Linked DNA regions of Homo sapiens: regions 1 and 2 are each linked to region 3. A link is an interaction called in ENCODE POLR2A ChIA-PET data of the cell type or tissue named here. Cell type or tissue: GM12878. All regions are shown on one strand. Each heading gives the region's core, and the rest is flanking DNA. Links, peaks and the distances in the headings are about the cores only. Region 1 overlaps THADA (THADA armadillo repeat containing). Region 2 overlaps THADA (THADA armadillo repeat containing). Region 3 overlaps THADA (THADA armadillo repeat containing).

Region 1 (8,111 bases), core at 1,258-6,257, 110 kb after region 3:
GTTTCAAACCTGTGAGGTGTCCAGGGGAAAATAACAAGGCATGCCTCTGGCACTGATGTAGAAGTCAGACTGTGGCATTCCAGGAAGTGAAACTACCAGGAAATCGGGAAAGGCACTCAGAGGCCACAAGTCACTGTGATCCAGGACAAAGTTTTCCTTAGGTCTTGGAGAGCTCAACATTCGAAATGGAGAGGGCAAAGGGAGACCTTTATCTGCTGTGGGAACAGAATAAACTGTCTGGGTTCTGTCCTGCCTTCCTCAGAACGCAGCACAGCTATCCTGGGATCTCCAGTGCTCCTTAACAGATCTAGTTATCGGTCCCCACGGGCACTTTCTGGAACCTGTAGAATAGGCAAGCATTAAATGCAGTCATTCAGACTTCCTCACCCTAACATATCCTTTTGCATAATTGGCTTTAGGTCTAGATTTGATTAGTTAATGATTCTAGAAGGCCTGGAGAAAATAATGCCATGGTTAGCCGGCCCTCCTGAGAACAGATTTCTTATTCACCTTTTTTGCCTGCTGGAATCTCCTGCACATGCTGCAGCCCACACAGGGAAGCATGAAACTCACAGCCTGTTAACAACTCTCTCCCTGCAATGTCCAAAGCACCCTCAGCCCTTAGAAGTATGGACATCAGGGAGCCCCAGCTGCAGGACCCTCTCTGCCCCTCCCTCCCCACTCTGTACCAATCATGGAGCCTGCAGAAGGGAATGGAAGAAATGACATTTCCAGGACTTAAGAGTAAGGTATTGAAATTTGTAGCTAGGAGAAAAAAAATTTGTGGGCTGGACTCCAGGCAAGGCTCTGCCTTCCTCCTTTCCCTGCTCTGACTTCAGGCCTTGAAATGCTCAGGAAAGAGCTCTAATGCTACAAGAGCAGGAGATGCTCAAGGCTATCTCTGCAGCTCCCCACCCTCTTCCACCAAGCGGCCACTCAGATCTGTTTTATATACCACATCGGGCATTTAATGTCAGATTTCATTTGAACAAAGGCCTCTGTGTGGGAAAAACAACCTGGACAATACTTAACTTTAAATCCTGGCATTTGCATGATTCTTAAGTTAGGCAGAGTTCTGGATGAGAGCAGCAGGAGAGGAACCCATGAAGGTACAAATTTGTGAAGCTGCCTTCAGAGGAAGAGAAGATAAGAAAGGTATCTTAGAAGGTTAGAAAGAATCCAGTGATTGGGGTTCTTCCATAGCCTTTCCTACAAGCCAGGGATACCTGAGCCTTTTCTTTTTGCAGAGCTCTTTCACTCTGATGCAAGTTATCTGGTGTGGCTTAGCTGGAAATACTGCAGAGAGTTAGACCGAAGGACTCCAGGATGGGCTTAAGGATGGCTAGATCAGGAGGTCCCCAGGCAGAACCACATACGTTCCACTTAGCAGAGGCAGGGTGCCTCTGGGAGCTGGATGGGCCATGGGGACAGGGCAGGCAGGGGGATGGCTTTCTGGACTTCCCTCAGGCTTCTTGCTTTTCCTGGCACTGGATCTCCCCCTTTCTTGCTCTTTCGGCTTCAGCCACTATTGGCCACCTAATTTAGATGGCCTCCTCCCATTCCCGTCTCCATTTGTGAGGCTCAGAAAACAGTTTCTGGCCAGGTGCGGTGGCTCACGCATCTAATCCCAGCACTTTGGGAGGCTGAGGTGGGCAGATCACCTGAGGTCAGGAGTTCAAGACCAGCCTGGCCAACATGGTGAAACCCCATTTCTAATAAAAATACAAAAATTAGCTGGGCATAGTGGTGCACATCTGTAGTCCCAGTTACTCTGGAGACTGAGGCAGGAGAATTGCTTGAACCTCGGAGGTGGAATTTTCGCAGTAATGCAGTGAGCCAAGATCACACCACTGCACTCCAGCCTAGGCAACAGAGTGAGACTCCCTCAAAAAAAAAAAAAAAAGAAAAGAAAAGAAAAGAAAGGAAAACAGTTTCTGCTTGAGTTGATACAGGATAAGAGAAGGCACTGAGCAAGGAATTTTAAGGCGTGCCAGATTTCATGCCTGTTGTCAGTGTTTTGGTTCAAGAAGGATGACTTCTTGGTAGAAACTTTCTTATGAAAGAAAATATGTAAGACCTTTAAAGGGGATAGTGGGTAGGCAAGCAGGCAGATCGGCTGTGGCTCTTTTTCTTGGAATACTGTCTCCAAGTAGTTCTGGTCCCTCTCTCCTAGAAGGCCCCTTGCCCACAAAAAGTCATGTAAAACTTCTGCTCATCCTTCCAAATATGGACATTTAGCGGGAATGCATTAAATCCCATCTTCTCGACAGCACCCTTGCCCTCCAGGATCTCCCCATTCCCTGAGCCGCTGCAGCATTTGGTTATTGTATCATCACAGAGCCTTTGCTATTCTACGCTTTTATCATTTTCCCTTTCCTGTGCTTTAGTTCTCTCTTCCCAACTAGCCCTCATGAACTTAGAGACTGTTTTCTATTAGGTACACAGTGGGTGCTCAATTTGTGTTAATGGATTGATTTTTCACCATAGTCAGGTGGCAAAAGAAACATGAGAGTACGCTTTGAAATAAGAAAGCTTCAGAACAAGCAGGCAGACCCTCTCTGCTGGAACCAGCTCAAGGGACAGCGTTTTTCACTGATTCATACCAACTAGGGTGGCAGTCTTGCTGACTCGCACACTGTCCGGGTCTGGTAGGCTGAGTTTGCAGCCTGTAGTGTTGGGTCCCTCCTCACTCTTACCTCTGAAGTCAGGGTCTTGGATTACAGGACCAGAAAGCCAGCCTGGGGCTGCAGGGACCATGCCCCTGGGTTATCTGGGAGACACCAAAGGAGCCTCCTGTGCTTGGCATGGTGACCCATAGAGACTGGAATAACAATGGTGTTTAGGAGGGAGGTGGAAGAGGGGAAGTAGGAGCGAGATGTAGAAAAATGAGACTCAGAGGTTAGAGGAGGGAGCAGTAGGCAAGTGGCATTGTGAGGTTGAGTCCAAGCAGCCATGTAGCCAGGGCAAGGCAAAGAAGGAAAAAAACAACATCTGCACACATGTATACATGTGTGCATCATCGTCACCCACACAGAGCCCGTGAGCCAGCATGAAAGGATGAACACTTCTCATATGCCCCGACCCTTGAGCAAACAGGGAGGGAAGCCTGGGAGGAGAGAGATAGAAAGGCCTGGGTCACTGTGACATTTTCCAGTGGCCCTATGGAGTGAGACAGCTCAGTCAGCAAAGCCCCAGCCCTGTGGGACTTCACACTGAGTCACAGATGATTCCACTCCTGGAACCTCTAAGGCTGCCCACCAGTCTCAGACCCGCAGCAGGCCCTGTGCTTTTTTCAGTTCCTGCCAGATCACAGAGTCAGGCACTAGAAGGGCTCTGCAAGTACTGACTGCCTCCCCCTTCCTCCTGCCTTCCAGTAGGCTCTTTCCTAATCGACTCAGGTATATCGCCTTCAAAGTGCCCTTTCTGCTCTGTGGTGCCAGAGCCTGGCCCCAGACTCAATATTGTAGATGTACCAAGTACCTTTTTCTAAAGAAGAATGACCCAAAAAAGTTAAGAATCACTTTACTAGAATATATCCTCCTACCTATCTCCAAGCCTGGCCTAAATTCCTCTTCAGATGAGTTAAACTTATTTGCCTCCATCATTTCTTTTTCTTCTTTTTTTTTTTTTTGTTGTTGTTGTTGTTGTTGAGACAGAGTTTCACTCTTGGCGCCCAGGCGAGAGTGCAGTGGTGGTGCAATCTCGGCTCACTGCAACCTCCGCCTCCCGGGTTCAAGCGATTGTCCTGCCTCAGCCTCCTGAGTAGCTGGGATTACAGACACACACCACCATGGCTGGCTTATTTTGGTATTTTTAGTAGAGATGGGGCTACTACATGTTGCCCAGGCTGGTCTTGAACTCCTGACCTCAAGTAATCTGCCCGCCTTGGCCTCCCAAAATGCTGGGATTACAGGCATGAGCCACCGTGCCTGGCCATCCATCATTTATATGTGTCTACTTTAAAATTCTAAATTGGGGCTAGGCACAGTGGCACATACCTGTAATCCCAGCACTTTCGGAGGCCGGGGCAGCCAGATCACTTGAGCCCAGGAGTTCAAACCCAGCCTGGGCAACATGGGGAGACCCTGTCTCTTCAAAAAAATTTAAAAATTAGCCAAGTGTAGTGGTGCATGCCTGTGGTTCCAGCTACTGAAGAGGCTGAGGTGGGAGGATCACTTGAGCCCAGAAGGTCAAGGCTACAATGAGCCATGATCATGCTACTGCACTCCAGCCTAGGTGACAGAGTGAGACCTTGTCTCAAAAAAAAAAAAAAAAAAAGCACAAAACCAAAACTCTAAATTGTTTTCTGACCCCTTCTCTTACTCCTACTTAAGATAGTCTATAGATTTTTCTTACTATTTAAGTATGAGATGAGAAGTGGTCAGATCAAGGGTATTCAATCATTCACTTGTTCATTCATTCAACAAATACTTAGAAAGTGCCTGTCCGCCAGGCTTGTTTCATGTGCTAGTCCAAGCCACCACCATCTCTCCCCAGACTTCTACAGCCTGGTCTTCCTGCCTCTATTTTTGTTCGTTGCAATTCAGGCTCACTTCTTCAGGAGTAAAACAGATGATACTGCTCTTCTGCTCAGAACTCTCTCTTGGCTTCCCATCTTAATCTGGGTAAAACCCAGACTCCTAAGGCAACATATAAAATCCTACCCAGTCCAGCCCCTGCCGCTCCTCCCCTAGCCACTCCAGCCATCTTTGGGGTTTTCCAACTCCAGAGCCCATTCCAACCTCAGGGCCTTTGCAGTAGCTGTTCCCTCTGCTTGGAATATTCTTCCCTTGTCCTGCATGGCTGACTCCTTCATATCATTCCAATCTCAGCTTCAGTGTCATCTGCACAGGGGGCCTGCCTTGACCTCTCAGACTACAGTAACCACCCAGTTATTTGCTATCATTCACCCCACTGGTTTAATTATCTGCATAATTTTATTTATTTGTTATTTGTTTCTCTCCACCGGAATAAAAGTTCCAAGAGAGGCCGGGCGTGGTGGCTCACGCCTGTAATCCTAGCACTCTGGGAGGCCGAGGCAAGTGGATCACCTGAGGTCAGGAGTTCGAGACCAGCCTGGCCAACATGGTGAAACCCCTTCTCTACTAAAAATACAAAAATTAGCTGGGCGTGGTGGTGCATGCCTGTAATCCCAGCTACTCGGGAGGCTGAGGCAGGAGAATCGCTTGAACCCAGGAGGTGGAGGTTGCAGTGAGCTGAGATTGCACCACTTCACTCCAGCCTGGGCAAAAGAACGAAACTCTGTCAAAAAAAAAAAAAAAAAAAAAAGTTCCAAGAGTGTAGGATTTTTGTCTTGTTTGTTTGCTGCTATATTCTCAGAACTTGGCACATAATAGATTCTCAATAAGAATCACTGTTTGATGATCAATTGAATGAATGAATTGAGGAATGTATCTATCAAAGTAGTTAAACCCAGTAAGAAGCTTAGTGTTTTTCAGATCTACCTGGTGGGGGAGCTGTTTGGATTTTATGTTATGAAATTGCCCTGAGGTCACAGCATTTTCTTATTATGGCAGATTAAATCGCCTGCCTTAGTCCTGACTTCTTCCTAGAGACATTAATTCAAACAGCTGATGAGGAACTGATGAAGCATCTACTAAGACTGGCCACTGTAGAAAATCCTGGACTAACTCTGTGTCTCCCTTGTCACTCCATACTGGATCATGCAGGATGGAATTTCTTGAGCAAGAGTTTCATCCATAGGGACCCACATGCCTAGCACAGGGCCGGCCCTGGGAAGTGCCCAGCAGGTGGATACTTGTCAGTTGCTTATCAGGTCCCAGGTGAGAGACCAGAGCCAAGGCTACATGAATCGATCTGGAAGGCCTAGGGGAGGTGGCCCCTTCCTCCCAGAGCCCCGTCTGCTCTTTCCCACTCTGAGCAGGCCAGTGGGGGGACAGGGGAAGGAGAACCTCATCACCTCCCTCTTGATGCTCCTGTTTCATTTTATCCCCTTTGATCCTCACAACACTGTGAGATACTTTATTATTTCCTCCATTTTATTTATATTTTTATGTTTTTAAAGGTGGGGTCTCATGGCATCACTCTGGCTGGAGTACTGGTGGCTGTTCACAGGCACACTTGTAGCTCACTGCAGTCTTGAACTCCTGGGCTCAAGGGATCCTCCCACCTCAGCCTCCTGAGTAGCTGGGATTATAGGGACCTACTATACTTCCTCCATTTTAAATGTGAATATGCAGAAGTTCAGAGAGTTGAAGGAATGGGCCCAACGTCCCAAGGCAGATAAGTGTCAGAGCCAGAGTTGGAGCTCCGGCCCCTGTGGTGACAGAGGCCTTGCACTCTCAGATCCTCTCTGAGACAGGGAAAGGAGTCCAAACCTGGCATCTAGTTTAGAACCCAGGAGTTAAGAGAAAGGGGTGCATTGAAGGTCTTCTAAACTCACTGTTGTGTTTGAAAGAAGACACTGGAGTCAGAGTGTAAGAAAATGGGTTGGGGACCAGAGCTGAGATACCAGAGTGTGCCCTGGGGAAAGGGAATAGAGGGCAGATGCAGCAAGAGGCGGCAGGTGGTCCTCTGTCAAGGCTGCTGCTGTTCCTGTTCTCCAGTGCCCCTCCTAAAGGGAGGGAATCCCAGGACTCGAGGGTTTTAGAGCCTCTGACTTACAGATGTGGAAACTGAAGCCCAAGAAAGGTAAATGATTTCCCCAGTGTCACATAATGAGTAGAAAAACGAGGTCTACAACACCCACTCCTGAGGCCCAGGACAGTACCTCTCTACTGTCCCCCAAGCCTTGATTTATACAGAGGAAATGACAGAAATGTAGGGATGCCCCCTGAGAATAATCCAGACTCGGGTAGAGAGGAGCTGGCAGGGGTGAGATGGGGTGGTGTGGGGTAAGGGCAGAGAAGATGGAACACTGCCTTGAGAAGAGGGCTTGGAGGAACTCCAGCAACACTGGGGTGGGAAGAACTAAGTGTTCTGTGAAACCAGCCATCTCTCAGCAGTCAGCAATCAAACCACACCCTGAGTCAGCCCGGGATTCCACTGCCTTGGTCTCTCTGGGCCTCTCTCCGTAGCTGGCTGTGTGTTCTTCAGTATTGTCAGTGGGGCTGCAGGGGAGGAAACAGAAGAGGCTAGGAATTGTGGTCCTAACCCACTGTGAACCAGTGGAGGGTGAGGGGAAATGCTTTTGAAGGAAGATAGTTATGTGGGAGCCAGTTATCTGTTTTCTTATTTATTCCTTCAAAATAAAGAGATTTGATCAAGGTAGGCCCCCATTCCTGCCAGCTGCAGTGGGTGGGCACGGTGGAGCTCCGGTTGCCGCATTCCAAGTTGCGTGTGCCATCAGTTGCTGTTCCAGAGAGCCTGGGCCCCCTGACGTTCACCTGCATCTCAGCGAGTGCGTCACTGGCAGCGGCTCCCATGATGTGCAAAAGCAGGTGCAAACTAATGCTCCCGTCTTCGATCTGCTGGCCAGTTATGAGTGCCAGTGAGTACCCTGGCTGGGCCTGGTTGCTGGGGTGATGGGATTGTTACCATGGCCTCCCAGTGACTAATCCCCAGAGAGACAACAACAGGCTCCTTTCGAGGAAATGAGGGTCATTTTTGCATCATTTTGCCCTGACTCTTGCTGCTTCTGAAAGCCGAGCTCTCTGGCCAAGGCGACTGACCCCTGTGGGTGATGATAAGCCCTCAGTCTGAGGCTTAGGCCATCTGGTGCTGACGCGGCTGCAGGGTGTTGTCTTCCCTGTTAGTCAGGGCAAGCCTGGTGCCTGGTGATCTTCCTTCTCCAGCTCGTGGCCTCGGCTCTCCTCTTCTGTGCTTTCCTTTTCCTCAGGAACTTTCGCTTTCCTCAGCAAGGCCATATCACAATGCAGGATTTCTCTTCACTGTGGTGAGCAGGCTTCCTTTTTGAACCTAAGCCAGTTTCAGGTGTTAGGGTCACTACTCTGTCAGGGGTGGCAAGATGGGCCCCCCCACCTTTCTCGTTCGTCCCTGGTTCAGTGAGGATGACTCCTCCAGCCCCAGCTTCAGGCCTGACTCTATTGGGAGCATCCCTCCTGAGCACCCCAGCCAGCACTGGCACCTGCCCTTTGCCCTCCTGAGTTCACTCAGCCACAGACTTCTTC
Region 2 (8,111 bases), core at 1,873-6,872, 91 kb before region 3:
CAAACCTGGTTTCTAGGCATTTTGCTGCCACTGGAGATGACCTTAATAGGCCCCCTTATCCACTTTGCACTTCAGTTTCTCCATCTATATACCAGGAATAATAAGATCTGTGCTGTCTACTCCTAGGGCTATTGTGAGGATAAAACAAACTATTAGAAGTTCATTTTCTTTAACATATTGGAAGTCCTAGGCAATTAGAGATATAGTTTGGTTTTTCTTTCTGTTACCACTTCTGTGATTGTACTCATCTGATTGTCTTGCTCTTAAGACCGTGCTTTTTGAGGACAAGGTCAGTATCTTAACCATTCTTGGGTACCTAGAGTCTAGCATAGTATCTGGCATATAGAAGGCATATAGGAATAATTGCCTAATGAATAAGTAAATTTTGTTACTAGAGGAGAAATAAGAAATCTGGTTTCTACTCCTGCGTTTGTTACAATATAACCACTATAATCAACTGAGACAAAATAGCCAACCTCTCTGGGCTTTGGTTTTCTTCTCTGTAAAATAAGGTTTGGAATATTCCTGAGGTCTTTTCTTTTTTTAAAATACTAAAGTAAGGCTTTACATAATGTTACTGGAATTGTAAGTTTGGTAAAATGATGTATTCCCAGTGCCGTAGAACAGTCCCTGTCGCATAGTACAGACAAGAAGTTCCTGTTTCATATATAAAGAAAGGAGCAGAGGATCCTTTGTAAGTGTGTAGAGGGTACCTGTAATGACTGAATTTTTGCACCCATTAGTCTTATTTTAGATGTGTTTTTTGGGTTTTAAAGAATGAGAAAACAGAAGTTTCACTTGTGCTTTTAAAGTAATATTATTACATTTTAACTTTTAAAGCTCTTTTCCTTTCTGTTTATTGCTGCGTGACTGACTTGGCCTGACAGAATGAAGAACTGATTTTATGTAAAATCAGAACCAGCAAAGCTCTGCAACCTGTGCAATATGCATGTTTTCTAAAATAGCCTCCATCTCCATGTGAGTGAGCTCAGCTTCATAGCTCCTCATTTCTTACAGGACAGGAGCTAAACTAATATGGCGCTTAGCTCTAGGTCTTTCCTTTTAGCCCCTGTGTGTATTAACTTTCAGCTGTGAGTCCCAGCTAAATGATACATGTCAATATGTAGCAATCAGAAAAGGTTTATTTTTGACTTCTTGGAGTGTGCTTTGCCAAAGCTTCATGCAGGTTCTTAATGTATAGCATTGTCTAGCTTTTGCACACTCTCCACCTTAAATCAGTGAGCCAATGAGAATTTGAAAGCACTTATCATGAACTCAGTATTAACATAATAGGGGAGTACATGAAGAATATAAAACTTGGATCTTACTCAAGGAGTTTACAGTTCAGTTAGGAAGACAAAAATTGTTACATGTGAGTCAGATACAAATAGGAGACACCATATAAAAATCACCTGTACAATGTGATGTGAGTGATGAACACATTAGAAATTTATAAATGGTAGAATTGAGTGGAGTATATGTTGGGGGGAAGTAGTATTTTTTACAAGGCATTGGGAAATGAGTAGATTTGGGGTACATGGAAACAGGTAGATTGAAAGAGGAACAAAATAATAGTTTTGTTTACTGTGTTAAGTACAATCTCTATTCTGTCTTATTAAAGAGAGCTCATATTCAAATTAATAGCTTAGGATAATTTAGTACAATTTAAGAAGAAAATGTGTTTCTAAAATCATGGGATGATCCAAGTAAAATTGTTTCTAGTGACTATGTTGGGAGATGTTAAATTGTATTTATTTTATTTTCCAGGGTATAAGTGATAGAGAATTATTTTAGTTATTTTTCTTAGCATTTTAGTGGTGTAGGTCTGGAAGGATCCTTCAAGGGGCATCTAATCCAGTCCAGCATCGTGCTTATAGAGAGATTTTGAAGCAATTTCCAGACAGACTGGCTTCTCTCCTGTTCTTCATGTTTTCTAGGAAAAGAGATTCCACAAGTTTCTGTGGTTACCCACGCTATTGTTTGGGAAAGAATTGAATTCTCAAAACTAAAATTGAAAGCTGCAGGGCAATTGGGTTTTCATATTTTAGAGAATGTAATTATTAGAATTCAGAATAGCTTATTTGCTTCGAACTACATAGTAACTTGTAGCAAGCCCTATTTGGCCAAATTGAAAAACAGAATTTTCTTTTGACTGTGGCCGGGGTAATTTTTTTTTCTTTTTTTTTTTTTTCCCCCCCAAGACAGAGTCTCGCACTGTTGCCTGGGCTGGAGTTGAATGGCAGGATCTCAACTCACTGCAACCTCTGCCTCCCGGGTTCACGCAATTCTCCTGCCTCAGCCTCCCGAGTAGCTGGGATTACAGGTGCACACTACCACACCTGGCTAATTTTTTGAAATTTTTTTTTTTTAGTAGAAATGGGGTTTCACTACATTGGCCAGATTAGTCTTGAACTCCTGACCTTGTGATCGCCTGCCTCAGCCTCCCAAAGTGCTGGGATTATAGGCGTGAGCGGCCAGGGTAATATTAACATCCTCAAACCCAAACAGTTCTAATTTTCTCCACTGAACAAGCATTTATTATGTTTTTACTCTGGGCCAGGCCCTCTGCTAGTTACTGGGATCCAAAGATAAATCAGAAATACTCTCTGCCCTAGGGGACTCCAAGTCTGATGAAGAATATGGCAGTTATCTGTGGTGCTGGAGTCTCTGTTCAGTTGTGTAGAAGGACAGGAGAAGTTGTGAAGGAAGGTAACATTTCTTTAGTGCGTGGGCCATGCCAGACCCTTTATACATGTCTAACTTAGCCGAGATCACAGCTCTGCGAGGTAGGCAGTATCATCCTCATTTCACAGAAGAGGGACCTAAGGCTCATGAGGTTTAGCTACTTGCCTGTGGCCATACAGCCAGAAAGTGGCAGAACTAGAACACAAAGCGAGCTCCATCTGCAGAGCACATGCTGTTACACACCAAACAACGGATTCCCTCATGGGCAGGGTGTCACCTTTTTGGAGTTGGCTTTAGATTTTATTTTGTCAGACTCTTTGGGAAATTAGCCACTTCACCCAAAGTCTGAATGTTGACCAATAATCTCAAATCTCCCACATAGTAGGTTGATTTTAGCAGGAAAGGTAGGAGTAAACCAGAGGAGAATTTTGTTTTGGGTTGACTTTAAGATTCTTTATCTGGACGGTAAAAGACAATAAGGATGTGTATTTTTTGGTGCATGAATGTTATTTACCTCAATGAGCCCCTCGCTGTTCTCATGTAGACAGAGGTGAGGGAGGAGAGGAGCAAGGCTCAAGGTTTCTAATGTCAACCGGGAATGTCGTAAAACTATGAAGGTAGAAATCTTAGTTTTCTGGTTAGAAAGTAGAGAATGAATGAAATTACCCCAATAAGGATATCAGTGTTGCTAGCAAGAAGTTAACTTTTTTTTTTTTTAACATTTATCTCTATAAAACTCTTATGTTTGATAATAGTTTGGTGCTATTGATAGAGGATTTTGAGGCTTATGATAATTCTTATGATTTCTCTAGACTTAACTCTTTCTCTAGAGTGTGTGCTTATGTCTTTCATTGATATCTTTAATTAAAATGATACTAATAACCATTATTATTATTTGTTTTTATCTTTGAGAGGACCTAGGAAGTCATCCAGTCTCATTCTCATTTTGCAGATCTGAAAATTGAGGTGCAGAAAAGTTAAGCAATTTGTGTAAGGTCACAGAGCTAGTGCTGGTGATAGAATTTAATGGTTATTTTTAGTTCACAATAAGCTCAACTAAAACATTTTAAAAAATCAGTCGATTATTTAGAAATGAAGTTTCTGTTAGCAACAGTAATAGTAGTTTGGATTCAGATGATTCTGATTTAAAGTATGAAGTTAATTTTCTCAAAGAGGTGCTTTAATTATCATAAGATTATAAATATTAATGATTTGAAAGTAAGTTAAGAGCTCTAGTGTTTTGGTATAGTCTGGAGTGTCATTCATGCATTTTCCAGAGTTGTTTGTAGAATTAACATTCAATCATTTATCTACTCTTTAGGCAGAGTAGATAAATGAGTATTTTTGGAGACTGAGAGGTAAAGTACAAGTTTTGTGTAACCCTGGTTGAGATGTTCCTAAAGTCAGAATTAAGTCTGTACTGACACTTTGGCCTATTAGAGAGTTTCATGTTTCAAGTTTTTGTTCATTCTTAGGTTCATAGATTACAGGTAGGAGAACCACAAATAAAGTTTTTAACTGAAAAGAAGTTCTTCAAAAGAAATGTTTTCATGAACTTGAAGTGGGAATTAGTCATTGTGTTCTTAAATATTGACTCTTACGTGGACGAAGTAATCTTTATTTCTAAGTACTGCTTCAGGCTATTGCCTTCTTTAATAACTAAGGCATTGTTGCTTTAGTTTGAGCATGTTCTATGGAATTTTGGCAATGCATGTATCCTCTTTCTGCATCTTAGTAAAAGCATGAGTAAATATTTTTTCTTAGCTTTGGTATTTTTGTAGCTTACATTTTATATGGGCCAGACTAATATAATGTAATACCAGGATTACATAATTTAAGACGTCAGGATTGCTTCCAGGAGTATGAGATAAAGTCTTCATTTATCAGGGGGTTTACAAGCAGTATTTCTTGCCCCTTCAATACCTGTAGAGCAATACCACTGAGCTATTTTCCAAATGAGAAAATGGAGTCTAAGAGGTTAAAGCCAGAGGGAACAGTTTCTTTAGAACTTGGATAATATTTCTTTATTCAGAACTTGGTCCTTGTAACTACTGATTTGAGTAATGTACAGTTTGGAAATCTCAGGAATTTCCAGCTATTGTTGTTATACATTGAACTTTTAAATAAAATATACTCTTAATTTTTTCATTGAATACTCCTTATGGACCTTGGCATCCTGGTATATACAAAAGTAGTTTATAACATGTCTGAGATTTCAAGGAGTTTACCATTTATTGAGAGGTAAGACCAACATGGAAACTAGTTTAGGAAATGTGAGAATCAAACTCTCTGGCACTGACTGTCAGGGGATAAGAGGTCAGAGGAGGATGAGGCCATTCTCCATGTAGCAGTCTGGGTTGAATCCGGACTTGAAAGGATGGTCAGGATTTCAATAGGTAGAGAAGAGGGTGTTGCATATGGGATCATGTAACATAAACAGAGATGTAGAAGTTGGAACACACATTGTACATGTCTAAGAAAATTAAAAGATGAATCAGATGAGGAAAGAGAGGACATGTGGAAGTGTTCATTCAGTCATTCATTCCTAGAGCAAGGATTCATGGTCACTTAGTCTGCATAGGCACTGTAGTAGGTTCTGAGACTATCAGTGAGTGTGGAAAACAGACATGTCAGGAGACTAGTTTGAATTTTACAGAACATTGGGATTCATTTAGAAGTCTTTGTATCAGAGTATTCTGTGATAAAACCATTGCTTTAGGAATTATTTGAGAAGTGATTGCATTCTGTACCACTGGCTGGTGGGCATGGAGAATGTGATGCAAGGCCTTGAAAGGGAGTGCCACTTCTAAATTGAGTAGCAGCTATGTTAATGGGGAATATATGTCCTATGTTTTAACGAATACTAGTTTTCTCAAGAAATTAAGAGATGTTTAGTGAAAAATAGATTTTTCTGTTATTCACTGACTAGAAATGCTGAATTAAATAATGACAGGTTTCTCAGACCTGTGCTATAATGTGTTTTGAGAATCATCAAGAGTGGGATATAGCATGCAGTATGAGCATTTCCCTAAATTATTTGACCATGGAGATTCTCTCTCTTCCCTTCTCTCTCTCTCTCTCTCTCTCAAAGAACATATATTGCCATTTTTTTTCCATCCAACAGTTTGGGGAATACTGCTGTCGGGATACTGATTAAAGCAGGTGAAAGGCATATTTCTGATTATTAGGAGCAGTAGATATATCTACTGTGAGAAAGACATATATATTTGAGATATATCTTGGCAGCAACAGAAAGGATTAGTTTTAGTTACAGCTAAATACACTGTAAATTATCCCACATTGTCAGATAAAAATGTAAAATAGCGTCCTACATATAGTAGGTAGTCAATACATTTGAATCTAGGAAAATTTCATAATTGTAGACCTTTAAAAATTCTATAATAACCAAAATGCCTCTTTGAGAGAATGAACTTTATATTCTAGGTTAGAATCTTCTAACATTTTGTCAGAAGAACATAATTTCCATTTTCCCAATGATTTGACCATTAGTATGGGGAAGATAGTGCCTATAATACAGTTGGTGAACTGATCAGCAAGATTAGTACCTAACTTGCATGACTGTGATATATGTATCTGTTTGTGGGGTGGGTGAAGAGTGCCGACAGGGAGAACGACATAACATAGTAACCAGCTTTGAAATACAGTCTTGCTAGTAAATTAAGTAGCACACTCTGTTGTTGTCATTCCTAATCCCCACAGTAATAGCACCGTCTGTTAACATTTACCCAGAGGCTTGAAATAATTCAGACTTATGCAGCTAGAATCCTTTTGGCTGCGAATAACAGTAAACCCAAATCAAAATTTAAATACAGACAACTTACTATCCCATATATAACCAGGAAATTTTAAAGAGGATTGATTCTTTTGAGGTTGAAAACATCATCAGAGACTCCGATTTCCCTTCTTGTTTCTGCTGTGCCATCCTTGATGTGATGCCATGAGCCCCAGGCAAGCTTCCTTCATGGTTGCAAGATGGCTTCAGTTCCAGCCATCATATCCAGACACTGCAGTGTCTAGGCACAATACCCAGTGGCCTTGTGCATTTCTGTTTCTTTTTAAGAGCAACAGCATTTCCTCCTGTTTATGTTCCCATGTTCCCACCTCCACACTCTACACACTTTTCTTCATATCTTGTTGGCCAGAGTTAACATCTTAGCATGGCCCAGCTTATCCCTGGTGATAGAAATAGATCCACTATAATTAGACTAATAGGATTCATCAGTTGGGTCTGGGGTTGGTGCTGGTCCTCCCCGAAGCACGTGACTACTCAGAAGGGTGAATACCCAACCAAAATCAGTTCTGTTAAGAGGAAGGATGAGATAGAGGAATAAATATTGATTAGGCAACTAATCATGTGTGCTACTACATTCTTCTAGGCTATCTGAAAAGCTCTGAAAATGTTTGTGTTAAGAACAGTGACTTAAGACTATGTATGTAGTATTTTAGCTTAATAGGAAAATATGTTTTTCTTTTATGTATTTTCTTTATGTAATTATTAAAAGATGTGAAGTAGTACAAGTGTCTAGATATATGATTCCATAAAATTCATTCCTGTAAGCAGCTTGCATTATAAAAATCTCACCCAGGAACAAAGTGTGTGTCTTTACACATGACTTTACTAAGTTTTGTAGAACGTTAAAATAGAGATTCTGAGTAGAATGTAATCAGTTCCTAACCACGAAAATGCTATTCTGCAATATGAAATGTCTCCCTGGTTCAGAGCTAATCTCTAACAAGCTAACAGAATGTTAACATTGTTTTTTAATATAAACTCTAATTCACTTTCGAATTTCACCTCTATATTATCACATTGATTTTCTTCTTGTAAGGCCAAATAATGTGAAGTCAAATAGTCTTTCTAGGTTTTTTTTTTTTTTTTTTTTTTTTAAGACAGGGCCTAGCTCTGTCGCCCAGGCTGGAGTGCAGTGGCTGGCACAACCTTGGCTCACTGCAACCTCTGCCTGCTGGGCTCAAGCCATCCTCCCGCCGCCTCAACCTCCCAAGTAGCTGGGGCTACACGTGCGTGACACCATGCCTGGCTAATTTTTGTATTCTTTGTAGAGACCGGGTTTCGCCATTTGCCCAGGCTGGTCTCAAATTCCTGAGCTCAAGTGATCCACCCACCTCAGCCTCCCAAAGTGATAGGATTACAGGTGTGAGCCACCATGCCCAGCCGTCTTTCTAAATTTGTTGGGATTATTAATTATTTTTATTTATGAACCAAGTGTTTTGATGTAACTTCTTGGTCTCTGAACTCAACTTAGGTCAGTTGTCCTGAACAATCTCTCTTTCTCTGTTTGCTACGTTTCTTTCTTTTCTGTCCTCTAAACTCTAAATGTTTTTTTCAGCATATACTGCCTCTATAGAAGTGGTCCATGAGGCGGTCTGGGTCAGGGCAGACCGCT
Region 3 (8,111 bases), core at 1,780-6,779:
TTTTATCCCAGAGTGCCAAAGAAAGATTACTTTCTATGTGTGCCTTGATGTGAAAAGGATTGGGAAGCATTGGGCTCTTAAAAAAAAAACTAAAGAAAGGACTAAACCTTGTTAAATCTTACCTTTTGGCAATATATTCCTTTCTGGATATAAGCCCAAAAAAGTCATTTTTAATTAAAATGCTACTTTTGAAGATGAATTAATCCCTTCCTTATAAACATCCAAAAGCTTTTATTTGGTGTCTGTTACTTAGGGAGCTTTTGCTGGGTGTTGGAGACAGCTTTTAGCTGCCAGGTTCTGGAGCATTGACTGTACTGCACTGTGTGGTTGTTCCCCAAGCAATGTACTGCTGTTTTGAAGTGCTCAGAACTCAGAGTATCAGTCAGGGGCAAGTGAAACTTAGAGATTTGCCATTTGATGTGTCCTCAGGTGTTTGTAACTGTTCAGGATCAGAGTAGGGGAATTAATAGCAAAAAGAGGAAAAATATATATTTTTTTCAGTGAGAGATAGAGTGTGTGTGTATGTGATGTATGTGTGTGAGTGTGATGTACCAGTCACTGAGTTCCTACAGAGCCTCTTCTGGAGGATAGGTGTTATTCCCATCCTACTGGTGAGAAAACTGAAAACAAGAGGGGTTGTGCGATTTCACTAAAGTTATGCAAGATTAAATGGTAAAAAGCAAAACTGAGATTCAAGCCCAGGATCGTTTGAAGCTTTTGAGCTTGTGCAGTTAGCCACTGTAGTATACTGCTTCTCTGGATGAGGAAAAGGAATATTGTCAGGGGAGAAGGATTCTATCTGGGGCCTTCGGGTTGTGGGTAAAATGGGATTTGATGTCATCTATTTATTCATTCGACAACTGCTAATTGAACACCAGCTACGTGCCAGGCACTGTTCTGGGTGCTTGGACTATATCAGAGAACAGAAGAGACACATCCTTGCCCTCCAAGATTACTGCTCTCAGTGTACTTATATTCCAGCAGCAGGGAGACAGTAAGAAATGTTCAAGAAATAAACATTCAATAAAACATATCAGAACTTATTATAGTAAATATAATAGGTAAATTAGATAGTTTGTTAGAAGGTAATCGTTGCTGCGGACAAAGGAACAAGTAGAGTAGGCTAAGGGGAATCAGGAATAGATAGGAGAGGAGGGCAGTTGGCATGTCAGAATAGTCGTCATTGGAAACGTTTGAGCAAAATTCTATCACAAGACATGGGAAAACTTTCTTATTTTTTGAATAAAGGTAAAGGGTAGACATATTTTCTTCTGAAACTGTGCTGGCTGCAGACATTTGTAAGCAGGTATACCAACTGCATGTTTGAGACTATCTTTACCCATAGGAAAGTGCCAACAGAGTGGGCAGTAGTGGATAAACAAGGCCAGGAAGGATGCCATTACTTTAGAAACTTAAGAGCTCCCTAAAGCGAGGTGGTCATACTATAGATGCCAGGACTGCTGGGGACTCTGAAACCCTTTTCTTCTGGAATCACCGTGAATACCGTCAGTCTGTCATGGTTCTGATGAGCTTAGGCAAAGAGCAAAGTATCCATCATATTACTTCCTCTGCTTTCTGGTATGACCTTTACCTTAACCCTCTGGACCTGGGCCTTAGAGATGTAGAGTAAATGTGGAGAATGTTTATTCTTCTGCTTAGCAAATATTTATTGAGAAGTTAAGTACATACTATGTCAGGTACTGTGGAGGATACAAAGAAAATTTATAGCATATTCTCTGCTCTCAAGAAGCTTATGAGCTACCTGGAAAATAAACCATTGACACTGCAGACAATTACACAGAAATACGTGGCTACATGTTATGTGCACCAAGCATGTGGCCGAGATCACACATCTGAGAGGCAAGACCAGGATGGACTGGAGACATGAGAGAAGGCTTCAGGGGAACATTGGGCCTTGGGATAAACCTTGAAACTAGCTTTCTGTTTTTGAGGCAAGGGACATGGTATGAGCCCAGGCATGGAGGAGGGCATCAGAAAGTGTTTGCAGGAGGCAGTGAGTAAACCAGCCTGTTGTGTCAAGGAGAGAGGATGTGTGAATGGCAGGGTGGGTGCAGGTCAGCATGTGAGAGACCACAAATGCCGGGCCAAGCAGTTTGGGCTCTGTAGGCCTGTAGCCTTCAAAGTGGGGTTTGCAAGACAATAATATATGTGGAAGAATACGTTAGTGTGTTATTTCTTTTATCGCATCCTGTTTTATTATTATTATGGTTATTGTTAGAGACTAGGGTATCGCTATGGTGCATAGGCTGGCCTTGAGCTCCTAGGCTCAAGTGGTCCCCCTGCCTCAGCCTCCAGAGTAGATGGGACTACAGGTGTACCTGGCTTTTAGCTATTATTTTACATTTGATATGTAATGTACATAATGTATTAATAGAATAATATATAATTTCTAAGTTAATAAGTACACAAAAGCTGGGAGCATGTGCTCAGAAAGGTCCTTTCAGGTAGTAGGTAAGAGTGGACTCTGGAGCCAGCTTGTCTCCCTCTGGATCCTAGCTCTGCTGCTTACTAGCTGTGTTATTTTGGGTGAGTTACTTAATTTCTGTGCCTCCACTTCTTCTGTAAATGGGAAAATAAAATGACCTCATAGGGTGGCTGCGAAGATTAAATGAGTTAATATGCGGGAAGTGGGTAGCAAGGTCTCTGGTATATAGTAAATGCTCAGTAAATGTTAGTTGCTATTATTAATACTTGCTGCTACTGCCACCACCACTGCTACGGGCGGGGGGTGAGGGGGTTATGATTAAAAATGTAAGAATCACTGGTGTAGATGGTGAGTAAAAGACCTTGAGCTAAAGAAAAATGTGTTTAAAAAAATTAATGTTGTACATTGAAATAATACTGTAAAACATGAGGATTCCTATTGATGTGTGAGTGCATGAGACAAATAAGTCCATTTTCAGCAATTTTGACTTTATGTGTTATCATATTTCACAGAGAGGTTCCTCCGGTCAGTCACTGTGTTCTCTGCCTTCCTGTAGATCATGTTAAAGATTATAAGAGCTGAGATTAGCTCAAATTTTTAAGGGCAGAGTTCTTGCCTATCAGGTTGTTATTCCTTGCACCTGTTTTGTTTTGAATTACATCCTCTCCCTCAGATCCCACTGGAAACTTGAGGAATCAGTGTCTCACACTGTCTGAGACAAAGGACTCTTTTATCATGGGAAGGGAGAAATTTGAAGTTCATAAAGTGAAAGGAGATACAGGATCCTCCTAGATAGATTAATCTAGCACATTCCAAGTTTTTTTTTCATCTTGGAAGATATGCTTTCCATCCCCTGCGAGCCATTCCACTCTTACTGTCTGAGACTTCATATGACTGACGATAATTCTGAATATACTTTAAAAATTATGCAACACAACAAAACATCTCACCGTGGGTACACTGTCAGGCTTTTGTCATTTCCTAGAATCCCTGTAAAATATCTGATGGTATGTGGTCCCATAATGTGAAGGGATTTGTTTGGTGGTTCCCAACCAATAAAAATAGTATTATTTGTTGTTATTTGTTTTTAGTATATGCAAATGGAATAGGCCAAAAGTAAGACCTTTGTTTTTATTGGGATAGCATATTTGAGATTGCACGTTTATGTACTTGTGCTATAGCTCTTAGATATATTTATGGCACCCAACGTATTTGAGTTACTAAGGACACAGCTGACCATTTAAAAGCACTGTGGTTGAGTATAGCCAATTTGGCAGCCACCCCAGATGCCTGAAGTAAAATTGACACACAGGCTTAAAGGAAAGTTTAAATAAGTAATAAAACTCTTTTCCTATTTTAGACCATATTGTTGTTCATGACATTCTTGCATTTCTCTGTATTGCTACCCACTTCACCCTTTGCTTTTGTGGCAGGGCTTCTCAGCCTCGGCACTCTTGACATTCTTTGTTGTGGGTGTGTGCGTTGTGCAATGTGGTGTGTTTGGTAGCACCCCTCCTTCATTTGTGACAACAACAACCAAAAATGTCTCTAGACATTTCCCTATGTCCCCTAGGGAGGCAGGGGGCGGAGGCGGGGGCAAAATTGCCCCTAGTTGAGAACCTTTGTTCCATGGTACCTATGGATTTTCCCCATCATCCTGTGGGACAAGGTGTGATACAGCTCTTAAATACCAGCAACCACCAAAGAAACCATTCCTGACCCGGGCAGAAGTTGTGGCTCAGCATACTACAGTGAGCTGTGCATAGGCATTAATGAAAAGGTAGGGGGATACAAAACTCAGACTGGAGTCACTAAGGAGGCACTTTCCTTCCTCTCTTTCTGTCTTTCTACTGGAAAAGTGTTATGAACATATAAGCCAGCTCACTTTTAAAATCCTAGCTTCTTATAGCTTGCTTCATGTCCTTGTTCCAACCTGCCTCTCATCCACTTTCATAATGTATAGTTGAAACTGAATTCTGCCCTCCTCAGAGTCAGAGAGCATAACATTCTAGTTTCTGTTTACCTAAGGAAGCTTCGGAAAATGACACATAATTAAAATTTTCTCACTTCTTTACTTGAAACACTGATGAATTGCTAGGTACAGTTGCTGTCTGTTTCATTGATCCTCTCTTGGGTGGGGGACAAGAGGCTGTGTGAATGAATCTTCTCTAAAAACAGAGGTTCTACTGAAAACTTAACCCAGAACATAAAAATGTTTTCTTTGAGTTAAGCATAAAGCTTTGTCCATATTCCCAGATTCAGACCTCAGAAAGGAAACTCGTGGATAAATCTAACGGGTACTGAACATACATGACGGAGATAGTAATTATGCTTTTTTTTTTTTTTTTTGAGAGGAAATCTCACTCTGTAGCCCAGGCGAGAGTGCAGTGGCATGCTCTCGGCTCACTGCAACCTCTGCCTCCCGGGTTCAAGCAAATTCTCCTGCCTCAGCCTCCCGAGTAGCTGGAATTACAGGCACGCGCCACTGGCACCTGGCTAATTTTTTGTATGTTTTAGTAGAGATGGGGTTTCACCATGTTGGCCAGGCTGGTCTTGAACCCCCAACCTCAGGTAATCTACCCGTCTCAGCCTCCTAAAGTGCTAGGATTACAGGCGTGAGCCACTGTGCCCAGCCCGTAATTATGTTAATATTATTTTTTAAAGGACCTTAAATATTATACATGCCTCATATATGTAAATGTCTAGAAAGTCAGTAGTAAATCTGTCACTTGACTCTCAAAGTAGTATGATGCATACAAATAAGACCTTTAAAAGCATATCCTTATTATTGCTTTTAGAAATTGTCAAATAATTCTTATACATGTTTTTCTTTGTCTATTTGGGGAAAAAAAGGAAAACTACATCTATTATATTAAAATGAAGGCTCTCTGTTTTGGACAAAGGCATATGTTTGAAAAAAAAAACATAAGTTAAATCTTACTTGAATTTCTCTTGTTACTGTCAATAGCATGCATATTTTGTGCCTTTTCTACATCAAGTGAATGGGATTATTAATTGAGGTATGAATTTGTACTTGCAAATGTTCACCTTTTTGGCCAATTGTTGCCTTCCTGCTTCATCCTCCACTTTTTTTTTCCTTATTAATTAGTGGGTTGTGTGTTATAGTCTTGAACTGGTACCACTCTGAAGCAGTTGTTGAGGTATGTATGGGCATCAGATATCAGATGTTTTACTGATGGGCCCATGTTCATATGGAATAGGTATTTAGAATCTTGGTCATTTTCCTATTTGGGATGCCTTTTTAATCTTTATAAAGTAAAATTTCTGGTGAGGGGGACATTTTTCATTAGCTTCCTGAGAATCATATTTCTAAAAAGGTCTAAGATTATTTGTTTGGAGTTTTTTTTTTTTAATATCAAATGGATTTAAGAGGTTTTTTAAAAGTTGTGATTTCGAAGAGTTTACAAGTGCCAGCAAATTCTATCACCTTTGTTAATCTTCAAAGAGATCAGTATAATTAACATCTTACATGTGCTGTTTGACACTTTTTTCTTATTAACTTCTTAAGCCTTTAAAAAAATCTTTAGACAGATGAGTTTTACATGTAAATTTTAGTCCATTTATAGCAGATAGACTTTATGCTTGCCCCTTCTTCTTTTTTTTTTTTTTTTTTTTTTTTGAGACGGAGTCTCGCTCTGTTGCCCAGGCTGGAGTGCAGTGGCTTGATCTCCGCTCACGGCAAGCTCCGCCTTCCGGGTTCACGCCATTCTCCTGCCTCAGACTTCCGAGTAACTGGGACTGCAGGCATCCGCCACCACACCCGGCTAATTTTTTTGTATTTTTAGTAGAGACGGGGTTTCACCATGTTAGCCAGGATGGTCTCGATCTCCTGACCTCGTGATCCGCCTGCCTCGGCCTCCCAAAGTGCTGGGATTACAGGCATGAGCCACCGCACCCAGCTTGCCCTTTCTTCTTAGATTACAGGATGTATAGTCATTTTTATATCTAACTTGTTTCTGAAATGCAGTTTCAGTTTCCTGCTTTATAACTGATTTTTTCAAATATGTGAGACATTTACTTGTCCAATTACCAAATTGTTTTTTGTTTTTTTGTGGGTTTTTTTGTTTTTGTTTTTTGTGTTTTTTGAGACAGAGTCTCACTTTGTCGCCCGGGCTAGAGAGCAGTAGTGAGATGTTGGCTCACTGCAAACTCTGCCTCCCAGGTTCAAGCGATTCTCCTGCCTCAACCTCCCAAATAGCAGGGACTACAGGCGTGCACCACCACACCTGGCTAATTTTTGTATTTTTAGTAGAGATGGTGTTTCACCATGTTAGCCCGGCTTATCTAGAACTCCTGACCTCAGGTGATCTGCATGTCTTCGGCCTCCCAAAGTGCTGGAATTACAGGCGTGAGCCACTGCACCTGGCCTCCAAATTGTTTTTTAAGTTTGTTTATTTAGTTATTTATTTTAATTTAATTTTTTGTAGAGATAGAGTCACACTATGTTGCCTAGGCTGGTCTTGAACTCTTGGGCTGAAGCAATTCTCCCGCCTCAGCCTCCCAAAGTGCTGGGATTACAGGCATGTTCCACTGCATCCAGCCCCAAATTTTTCTTATACTGAAAAGAAGTATGCATTGATCAGATTGAGAGAAAATTGAAATAGTCATCAGGTCTGATTTTTAGATGTGCATATAGAGAACAGAGATACAAGGCAGTAATTTATTAAAATTCATGATTGAGCGTACAAATATGTGTGTTCAGTATGTACATTTAGGAAGAACATGCTAGAAATTTGAGTTGATGTTCTTCAAAGGAAACTCTTAGAGTAAATTAGAAATGTAATTACAATCCACACCCACCAACTCAAAAGGGTACTGAGTTGGGTAGGTTTCTGAAGAAAATGAATACCAGTGTACCCTAGCCTGTAATCCCCAAGCAGTGGTAAGCTCTTACTCACACCCCTCGCCCCTCCCCAAGAGCTCAACAGCCTCATTAGAGAAGGAGGACTATATTGTTCAGTAAATGTGTCTTGAAGATCATCACTTCTTCTATTCTGGAAAAATGTGTGATTTACTTTGTTACTCTCCCCTTGTCCTAGCTTTTCCTCCTTTGTTGTTTCTCTAAATTTTTACTTCTCCCTCCCGAATGAGAGCATGAGTAGAGGTGCATAATTTTCAGTTGTCTGTCCATTTCAGAAGTTAACTCTTACTATCACTGCACTGATCATAGTAAGTTTGGTCATTTTAAAATTCATATAGAGAAGCTGGGGTAGGGGGGTAGCCTGTGTGTGTATGTTAGACCAGGAGTGATGGTAGAAGCCTAAAAACATCTAAAATTTCAGTTAATAAAAGAAACAAAATACCACCAAAAAGTCTGCCCAAGAATTTATGTTCAAGTGAATATGTTTTGGTATTTTTGTATAAATTTAAGAATTGACAACGTTTTTCACTTTTTTTAATGATTGACCTTTCACAGATGCAATAGGTTGCTGTGGAGTGTTAGTAAGCACTCATTTCCTGAGGTCAGGCACAGTTTAGAGAACCTTGTCACTCAAAGTGTGGTTCTGGACCACAGAATCAGCATTGCTTAGAACTGGTTAGAAATGCAGAATCTTGGGCCACCTCAACCCTCTTGAATTAGAATCTGCATTTTCACAAGATCCCCAGTTAAACTCCTATGTTCATTATGTTTAAGTACTAATTC

Evidence for each region. Peaks named below come from ENCODE experiments on the same cell type or tissue, not always from the same donor. Only the 100,000 strongest peaks of a DNase experiment are listed, where the experiment ranks them.
Region 1: POLR2A ChIA-PET joins it to region 3 with 5 read pairs; 4 of 35 experiments call an interaction of 5 or more read pairs at or near these places.
Region 2: POLR2A ChIA-PET joins it to region 3 with 8 read pairs; 6 of 35 experiments call an interaction of 5 or more read pairs at or near these places.

Annotation. Positions count from the first base shown.
Region 1 is chr2:43,268,791-43,276,901 of GRCh38, reverse strand. The region is part of intron 36 of THADA (THADA armadillo repeat containing); the gene reads left to right. Among named protein-coding and RNA genes, the nearest start is that of LINC01126, 46 kb to the right of the region's middle. RefSeq lists enhancers at 2,724-3,224, 3,407-3,456, 3,225-3,725. In GM12878, for the core only: no CTCF peak of the experiment used is centred there; no DNase peak of the experiment used is centred there; H3K27ac peaks cover 804 bases.
Region 2 is chr2:43,474,905-43,483,015 of GRCh38, reverse strand. All of the region lies in intron 26 of THADA (THADA armadillo repeat containing), which reads left to right. Among named protein-coding and RNA genes, the nearest start is that of THADA, 120 kb to the left of the region's middle. In GM12878, for the core only: no CTCF peak of the experiment used is centred there; no DNase peak of the experiment used is centred there; H3K27ac peaks cover 1,291 bases.
Region 3 is chr2:43,383,582-43,391,692 of GRCh38, reverse strand. All of the region lies in intron 29 of THADA (THADA armadillo repeat containing), which reads left to right. Among named protein-coding and RNA genes, the nearest start is that of LINC01126, 160 kb to the right of the region's middle. RefSeq lists silencers at 251-350, 391-440. In GM12878, for the core only: no CTCF peak of the experiment used is centred there; DNase peaks (open chromatin) are centred at 4,005 and 4,522; H3K4me3 peaks cover 1,026 bases; H3K27ac peaks cover 3,518 bases.